Linked DNA regions of Homo sapiens: region 1 is linked to region 2. A link is a loop called in an ENCODE intact Hi-C map of the cell type or tissue named here. Cell type or tissue: Caco-2. All regions are shown on one strand. Each heading gives the region's core, and the rest is flanking DNA. Links, peaks and the distances in the headings are about the cores only.

Region 1 (2,500 bases), core at 1-2,500, 530 kb after region 2:
CTATTCATTTGAATAGACTCCCCATTTCCAGTTTCGTAGACTCTCTTTCAACCAATAGGGGATCTCCCTTGATTTGATTTATTCAGAAGAAAATTTTTAGTTTCTACTGAAAGCATGTGTTTGTAAAGTTGCAAATTCCCAATAAGTCTTTATTCTAATATAGTTTCAAGCTACCCACTGGTGATATTTGATAAATAGCTTTATTAGCTTTGATCCAGTGTTCCATTTTTAATACTTCAAACAAAGAATAAAAATCTATGAATATCAACTTAAATCATGAAATATGCTTAGTTTGAGCTGTAAGCAGTCATTGCTGTTCCAGCAGTATATAAAAGCATTGAAGCAGTTTATTTCTTAAATAATTAATGACCAAAATAAGGATACCATAAATCCTGTGTAATCCGAATTTCTCTAGGCCTCACCAGCCTATAGGAAGAGTTCACATCAATGGCTACAGGACAGATTTTCCCAGCTCTCACCCCAGCCACCTCATAGAAAACCTTGGGCCCAACCCCCAAACCCCCCACCCAACACAAAAAGTATCACTTATCACTTCTAGGGATCACCAAGTGAGAAATCTTTTTTGTTTATCTGTTTTTGTTTTTTAGAGACAGGCTCTCACTCTGTCCCCCAGGCTGGAGTGCAGTGGTGTAGTCATAGCACACTGCAGCCTCTATGTCCTGGGCTCAAGTGATCCTCCTACCTCAGCCTCCCGACTAGCTGGGACTACAAGTACACACCACTACACCCGGCTAACTCTTCTATGTTTTATAGAAACAGGATCTTGCTGTGTTGCTCAGGCTCGTTTTGAACTCTCGGCCTCAAGCAGTCCTCCCGCCTTAGCTTCCCAAAATGCTGTGATTGCAGGCATGAGGCACAGTACCCCACCCCCAAATAAGGAGTCTTAAATATATGCATGAACAAATCTCCCACCACGGTTGCCACAGCAGCATCAGCCATGGTCCTCTCTCCTGCTCTGATCCCTTTTGTTGCTGCTGCCTTCCCTTCCCACCCCTCAACCTGCTGCCCCTGTTCCTGCTGTGCACCCTGGCGCCCTCCTGTGGTGCTAGAGCAGCATTGTCTTCTCTGGGTGCCCACTGGGGTCCAGCTATGCTTTGTTCACAGCTGGTGGGTTCACACAGAGGTGCGAGAATGCTTCTCTCTCCTGTGTTATTTCTGGTTACCAGAGCATCTCTACTCACAGATATCCTTGTGGAAAAGAGCTCCTTTATTTTCTGCCTGCAGCATTCATTTTTCCTCATTGCTAAAGTCCCCAAAACTAAGCCAAGAATCAGAACAGTCTTGCCCCCTGTTCCATACTTTCCTTTTTGTCCTTGTAACCTTCTACTTTCATGAAACTGCGCTTATGAAAACAGCTGCCACCACATCAGACCTGCAGGGTGTGTCTGGTTCTTACTGACAGCAGGTTCAAAATATATATCTGCCCATGGAGACAGTAGGAGGAGGGGATGAGGACCGCCTTACCTAGATGGTTTGCTTTTTCTGAAAACTGAAGGTTAAGTGGCAAGTTTGCTATATCATACCTGGAAAGTATTATTAAAACCTTCAGCATCAAGTACCACACAGAGAATGGAATCTTTCTTTCCTCTCTGACTCTGGCTCTTGCAGTGGATCAGTTGGGAATATCAACTTAGGTTTTCCTCATTTGGATCAGCAGGAGGTATGGGAGATGGTTGAATGTTTACAGGCCTGAAGGCATGTCCTGAAAGTCGTACTTTTTATCTTTTTTTTACAAAAACCTTAATCTTAGCTTGTTTTTCTCTGCACGGCTTCTTTCTCAAATGCCAAATACAGAAGCAAAAACACTCTGGCTGATTGAAAGTTTGTGATCGTTCACATAAGGGATTAGGCTCATCTGCAATTGGCTCCTGCACACATATGTGATGCTTGGCTCTGGCTATAAGTTCTTTATCCCATTTGCTCCATTTTTGTTTAAATAAGCAGTATGTTTTTTTTCCCTGTTAAGAAAGTAAGTCATTTAAACACACTTTATTCTAGCCATGAAGCCCACTGATGTGCTCCAGGTGTGTCAGAAATGGTTGCTCAGGTTTTCTTGTCCCCAGGTTCAAAATGATACTAAGATGCTTTTGATCACCAACCAAAAGTGTTTTATGTGAAATGGGGCCCAGTGATCCTCAGTGAGTCATTTACCATTATATTTTCTCCTGGCCACACGTAAGAACATAAGAAAAGGTTTACACTATGGAGTGGTTGTTTGCTGCTGCCATTCAGTGCCTGCAATGAGCCAGAGTTTCTGGGATTATAAGAGAAATGACTGAAGCAGCTCCTTGCTGTGGTAGCACATTATATTCAGGAGGTAGACTGAAGTAATTGTGATACAAGATAATATTGCTTAATAGAGGCCCATGAGCATAGTGGAGGGAGGGATTAGCTCCCTCTCAGAGAAGGTGACACTGAAGCTGGACTTTGTAGAATGAAAGGCATTGGTCAGGCAGAGAAAAGGGGAAAGCACAGGCCA
Region 2 (7,251 bases), core at 2,003-4,502:
AATTTAAGTTTGGCCAAGAATGTGTCAGGCTGAGGAGTGAATAGTGACAGAGGCAATGTGCTGTATACCCTAAGTGTCTCTGCACATTCTTGCTGAGTATGCCAAGAATACAATCCCTTGACTGTTCTTTACCCTGGCCACTTCTCAGGGCTGTGTTTGCACCCTTGTGAGCAACCTTGAAGGATGAGGTAACGTCTCCCCCAGGAAAAAAAGCAAGCTTGCTTCCATTTGCTATAAAAGTGGTGGATCTCAGTGTTCCTCTCCTGTCACACAACTCACTGTATAATGGGCCCTTTGCATCACCTCCTCGGGATTTGGTGGGGTATGGGAAACTGACACATAAGAACACGAAACTCTGGTTCTCACTTTTGCTATCATGAAGTGTTTTGCTCCTGTCCCAGAAGTCTCATGTCTTCTGCTAACATCCATGAAACCATGCCAGGCTAAATGTTTAGCTTACAAGTTGGGTAAAATGTCAAACACTGCACAGTTCCTGACAATTTCTCCTCCTCAATTATTTGAAGCAAATTTAACTTATCAAATGTAAATATTTCATCATGTATCTCTGAAATGATTTCTTAAAAAGAAATGTAACCAAAATCCTATTAACACAGCTCCAAATTTCAGTAATAATCTTTAGTATCTTTAAATATCCAGTCATACCAATTTAATGAGTCATTAATTCTCTGACGTAACGCTGTGATAGGCAATGCAAGTGTGACAGCTATGAAGGGTAATGAGTTTCCATTTGCTAAGATCATTTAAGAAGTCAAAGTAGGGCTGGGTGCGGTGGCTCACACCTGTAATCCCAGTACTTTGGGAGGGTGAGGCGGGTGGATCACCTGAGGACAGGAGTTCAAGACCAGCCTGGCCAAAGTGGCGAAACTCCATGTCTACTAAAAATACAAAAAATTGGCTGGGCACGGTGGCTCATGCCTATAATCCCAGCACTTTGGGAGGCCAAGGCGGGTGGATCACCTGAGGTCATGAGTTTGAGACCAGCCTGACCAACATGGTGAAATCCTGTCTTTACTAAAAATATAAAAATTAGCTGGGCATGGTGGTGGGCACCTGTAATCCCAGCTACTTGGGAGGCTGAGGCAGGAGAATTGCTTCAACCCAGGAGGCAGAGGTTGCGGTGAGCCAAAATCACACCATTGCACTCCAGCCTGGGTTGACGAGCGAAACTCCATCTCAAAAATAAAAATACAGATACAAAAAACTAGCAAAGCGTGGTGGCGGGCACCTCTAATCCTAGCTACTTCGGAGGCTGAGGCACGAGAATTGCTGGAACCTGGGGGCAGAGGTTGCAGTGAGCCAAGATCGCACCATTGGACTCCAGCCTGGGCAGCAAGGGCAAAACTACGTCTCAGAAAAAAAAAAAAAAAAAGAAGTCAAGGCAGAAAAATTATTGCAGGTGTCAGCTCCTAGAAGTGTATAACATCCATCCCGGCCCTATTATTATTTTTTTGATACATATATGTATATACACGTATATATGTGTATGTATATATATGTGTATATGTGCATGTATATGTAAGTATATATGTGTATATTACCACATATACATTTGTGTATACGTATATGTATATATGTATGTGTATATGTATATACATACACGCATACATACGTATGTGTATATGTATGTATATATTTAAAGTGTGTGTATGTGTATACACATATGTGTATATGTATATATGTGCATACATATGTATAAATGCATGCATGTATACATGTATACGTATATATACATATACACATACGTATGTATACATATGTATGTATACACTGCATATACATACATATGTATGTATACACTATGCATATACATACATATGTATATATACACATGTATGTATATACTATGCATACACATACATATGTATATATACACACGTGTACACACATATACATATGCGTATACATTCATACACACATACATGTATACACACATACATATACACATACACATATATACATATATGTATATATACACACACACACATTTTTTTTTTGAGATGGTGTCACTCTCTGTTGCCCAGACTGCAGTGCAGTGGCATAATCTCAGCTCACTGCAACCTCCATTTCCCAGGTTTGCGCAATTCTCCTGCCTCACCCAGTAGCTGGGATTACAGGCCCACGCCACCATAGCCTGGCTAATTTTTGTATTTTTAGTAGAGACAGGGTTTCACCATGTTGGCCAGGCTGGTTTTGAACTCCTGACCTCAGGTTATCCACCCGCCTTGGCCTCCCAAAGTGCTGAGATTACAGGCGTGAGTCATAGTGCTCAGCCAGAGGCCAATATTTTGGTATTGTTAGTTAATTTTTGTGAAACATAGACAACCAAATATTTCATTTAATTATTGCCTAATTTACAGTACTTGAAGATAAATAATCCATGGTATACATATAATTAGAATTCCTTTAAAAAAATCAGAATATGTCTCAGACTCTGAAATATAAATCTATCAGCTTAACAGTGCTTTGGTTAATCTATTATACTCCAAAATACTAATAACAGTGTTTTGTGTTATATTTTAATGAAAATCTAGATTTATGATTGCTCTACTGTTGCCAAGGGCACAGCCCTACAAGATACAGCTGTACAAGATCTGATGTTCTAAATTTTTGAATATTTTCTATTAAAGAGAAAAAGGAATCCACATTAGTGGATCCATTCATGTTTCAGTTTCTAGGTAACATCAATATAAATTGTCCACATAAAACCAAGAAGCTGACAGGACTTTTCTTCCTGAAGGATAAAACTTCAAGGCTTTAATACATACTGTGTAATTCTTTCTAATCGTTAAGTATTAGAGGCTACAACCACTACAGGCCAATGAAACGGATCAATTCTTCTTGTTTAACTGCTAAAAAAAATGTTATCACTTTGCCATAATAAACGGAAAAAGAACTGGATTGGAAATCCGCAGAGATAGGTTTTACTTTAGGCTCTGCAAGTAACTGTGACTTTAGGCAAATCATTTAACCTCTGCAAGTTGAACTCTGGTCTCCAAGGGCTCTCTTCTGTGGTATAACAGGATGAGCTCGCAATTAAGAGAGCGGCCCCTAGATGGTAGTGTTGTTCTGAGTCAGGCTTTCTATTTTTTTTCCTTCTTTAATTACAGTGAAGTAAAAAGGCACAAGTTAGAAAATGACTTCACGTTAGTTCTGAAAAAAATTCAGTTGGCTGGACAAGGTGGCTCACGCCTGCAAACCCAGCACTTTGAGAGGCCGAGGCGAGAAGACTGCTTGAGCTCAGGAGTTCAACACCAGCCTGGGTAACATGGTGAAACCCCGTCTTTACAAAAAATAAAAAATTAGGCTGGATGCCGGGGCTCACGCCTGTAATCCCAGCACTTTCAGAGGCCGAGGCGGATGGATCACTTGAGGTCAGGAGTTCAAGACCTGTCTGGCCAACATGATGAAACCTGGTCCCTACTAAAAATACAAAAAAATTAGCGGGGCACAGTGGTGCGTGCCCGTAATCCTAGCTACTCAGGAGGCTGAGGCAGGGGAATCACTTGAACCTGAGAGGCAGAGGCTGCAGTGAGCCCAGATTGTGCCATTGCACTCCAGCCTGGGCAACAGAGCAAGACTCCACCTCAAAAAATAAAATGAAAAAAATAATAAATTAGCCAAATATGGTGGCACATGCCTGTAGTCCCAGTTACTCGGGAGGCTGAGGTGGGAGGAACACTTGAGGCCAAGAGTCTAAGGCTGCAGTGAGCCAAGATCATGCCATTGCACTCCAACCTGGGCAACAAAGTGAGACCCTGTCTCTAAAATACAATACAATAAAATAAAATAATAAATTCACTGTGAAGAATTCATTCAATGGCATTCAAAATGACATTGAATCATGAATCATATGGCTCATGTGCATTTGACATTAATTAAAAGAAATAAACCATTAATGATTATACCAAAGTGAATATATCGCCTTATAATTATTAGTCCATACAGTCATCATTATTTTCTCTAGGTATATTTAGGTAAGCTTAAGAAACTGAGTAAAAACTAAGAAATGAATGTTAGGAGTATTGATCTACAATCTTATAGAAAAATTTTTTTTTCAAATGCAAGTTCTACTAATAAATTCTGATAAACGCACTTTCTTTCATTTTGAATATTACAGACTGAATTCAAGACCTGTGATTTATATGAGCACAATGACAGATATATTCCATTACCCTTCTAGCCATGTAAACAAGGGCATCTTTTAAAGAAAAACGCTTTTAGTGTTCAAAGGATAAGAATAATATATTAAATGGCTTCTCTAGGTTTTTTTTCAACTGAGTCGCCTTGCTTGGAAAGGCTTCTCTAGGTTTTTTTTTGTTTTTGAGACGGAGTCTCACTCTGTCGCTTAGGCTGGAGTGCAGTGGCGCGATCTCGGTTCACTGCAAGCTCCGCCTCCTGGCTTCACACCATTCTCCTGCCTCAGCCTCCCGAGTAGCTGGGACTACAGGTGCCCGCCACCACGCCCGGCTAATTTTTTGTATTTTTAGTAGAGACAGGGTTTCACCGTGTCAGCCAGGATGGTCTCGATCTCCTGACCTCGTGATCCGCCTGCCTCGGCCTCCCAAAGTGCTGGGATTACAGTCGTGAGCCACCGCGCCCAGCCCTCTAGGTTTAATTTATCAAAGAAAAAGGATTAAGAGATTCTAGTTTGAGGAGGTTTAGATGAACAAGATCAGATTTTAACCTAAAATTCCTGAAAGGAAACAGAATGTGTTCCTATTTCTCTCCCATAAAATTCACTGAGTATAAAAATTATGTTTCTCCTTAAACATGCTCAGTCTTGCCTTGAATTCAATCAATATACAGAATAAGAAAGTACCTATGAGGCCGGGCTCGGTGGCTCACGCCTGTAATCCCAGCACTTTGGGAGGCCGAGGTGGGTGGATCACGAGGTCAAAAGATCGAGACCATCCTGGCTAACACGATGAAGTCCCGTCTCTACTAAAAATACAAAAAATTAGCCGGGCGTGGTGGTGGGCGCTTGTAGTCCCAGCTACTCAGGAGGCTGCGGCAGGAGAATGGCGTGAACCCTGGAGGTGGAGCTTGCAGTGAGCCAAGATCGTGCCTCCGCACTCCAGCCTGGGCGATAGAGGGAGACTCCATCTCAAAAAAAAAAAAAAAAAAAAGAAAGTATCTACGAGAGCCCATATGTTACCTTTTTGCTTCCTGTCAGTTGAGTAGGTAATAAGTGGCAAGCACAACATAGAACATGAGAGTGAAATGACATAAAACTGTGAATTTTTAGTATAGATTTATGTCAAAAATTAAAGAGGAAAGATATTGAGTGAATCCAAGATGGTATTGCTGTATGTGAAAGTCATTCATCCATCCATCCATCCATTCCAACCAACCAACTCACCCAACCCACCAACCAACCTTTATTGAGGCTGAATGGTGCAAAGGACTAGAGATACAAAGATAAATAAGGTACCACAGGCCAGGTGCAGTAATACCAGCACTTTGGGAGGCTGAGGCAGGCAGACTGCTTGAGCCCAGGTGTTTGAAACCAGCCTGGGCAACATGGCGAAACCCTGTCTCTACAAAAAGAAAAAAAAATACCAGAAATTAGCTGGGCACGGTGGTGTGCGCCTGTAGTCCCAGCTACTCAGGAGGCTGTGGCAGGAGAATCACTTGAGCCCAGGAGGCAGAGGCTGCAGTGAGCCAACATTGCATTGCACTCCAGCCTGGTCAAAGGGAATTAAATCCTGTCTCAAAAAAAAAAAAAAAAAAGATACCACCTCCATTCTCAAAAAACTCAGTCTAGTATGAGAAAGGGACTTTGAAAGTTCAGTTCAGTTTATTACAGTGTCAAGTAGATTTACAACTATTGCACTTATCATTCTGCTGACAGAAGGCCAAAACTGAAGATTGAGATTTTCCTCTAATAAAGATAGGTTTTCAGAATCTTCAATATAAGATGTTAAAATTATAAAGGCAAAGATATATACCTCATGTTCCATTCCATATCCTTCCTGCTGTTGTACAGTTTGCTGCAAATGATAATTTAATTTGGATAATGCTTTAAATCATTGATTTCTCATGAAATTACTTTTGAGTGAAATTTGACAAGAATTTTCTTTATACTCTCTTCTTTACCAAAACGTATTAGAAGTCCCCATAGTCCAAAATAAAATGTAACCATAGAATGGGGAGATAACTTTAGTCAAAGACCAAGTAAATATTACCTTCTTTGCAGAACTCCAGGTTGTAGTCACGTAAAAGTGTGGCCACTTGTTGCTTAACTTTTTGGACAATGGGAAAAAAAAAACAATAAAAGCTAAAATGTGGTCCAGCATATGAAACTCTTCTCAAAAACAGAAGAAAGTCATGACCATTGTTGGGAAAGTGTTTTACATTTCCAATGAAATTCTATTCCATTGATCTGTTTGGATGATTGTCTTCAACCTATTTGGCTCTAGCCCATAAATTGTAATTGATTCAGTCATGTAAAGAACCACTTTTATCTTAAGCTTAGAATTTATAACAATGGAAAGCAGGAAAGTGGTTTTTCATTCACTCTAATAATTGTGCAGGGATAAGCTAGAGAAAAAATAAAACAAAAAAGTACCAGTCTTCTGTCCTCTTAAATTATTTTTCATTCTGATTATATTACAAAGAAATGAGCTGTGGAGGTTTGGCACTGTTTTCCATCTTAACAGTTGTTCTGTATTGTAAGATTTTATATGTGATTCATAATGTACTACTATAACAAGACACAGTTTTTATATATTACTGGAATAATGCAAAGAAAATGAATTTTCCTTTGGGTCCAGTAATTGTCAAAGGAATGATTGCAGATTCAGAAAATGTGCTTTGTAATAACCCTGTTAACATAAAGTATACACTGAGGAAAAAAATAAGTATGGCACATATATGGAAGGATTAGTTGTATTAGCAAGGCATTTCAGGGATGGTTTTGGTTCTTTAGACTAAGTAAGATACATCCAATTTAGACCCCCTTCAAATCCTTAGACAAATGGGAATCACTTGGTAACATAAAGATTATTTTGGTGGGCAGGGGCTGATTTCACCATGTGCTTACAAATGCTCCAACTAGTCAGTAAACTATCCCATCTGAAGGAAGGATTTGCTCTGGTAATAAGGCTGATATGCTCAAGCTGTAAGAATTAATTTGAATATCAAAAATGAAATTGAGATTGCTAACCATGTCCTGATAGTTACAGCATGTAGAATATTAAATGTCCTCTTTTTTAACTAAAGTAAAAAAAT

What was found. Hi-C counts contacts between places; a loop is a spot of excess contacts. Peaks named below come from ENCODE experiments on the same cell type or tissue, not always from the same donor. Only the 100,000 strongest peaks of a DNase experiment are listed, where the experiment ranks them.
Region 1: it touches region 2 in a loop (4-fold over the local background); 3 of 110 quality-filtered maps call a loop at or near these places.

What each region holds. Positions count from the first base shown.
Region 1 is chr4:151,643,763-151,646,262 of GRCh38, forward strand. All of the region lies in intron 9 of FHIP1A (FHF complex subunit HOOK interacting protein 1A), which reads left to right. Among named protein-coding and RNA genes, the nearest start is that of GATB, 120 kb to the right of the region's middle. RefSeq lists an enhancer at 2,377-2,500. In Caco-2, for the core only: a CTCF peak has its summit at 1,074 (motif pointing left); a DNase peak (open chromatin) is centred at 1,039.
Region 2 is chr4:151,114,485-151,121,735 of GRCh38, forward strand. It overlaps SH3D19 (SH3 domain containing 19), which reads right to left. Exons shown (of 20, transcript NM_001378122.1): 20 at 5,797-7,251. Among named protein-coding and RNA genes, the nearest start is that of SH3D19-AS1, 6.1 kb to the right of the region's middle. In Caco-2, for the core only: a CTCF peak has its summit at 3,059 (motif pointing right); a DNase peak (open chromatin) is centred at 3,077.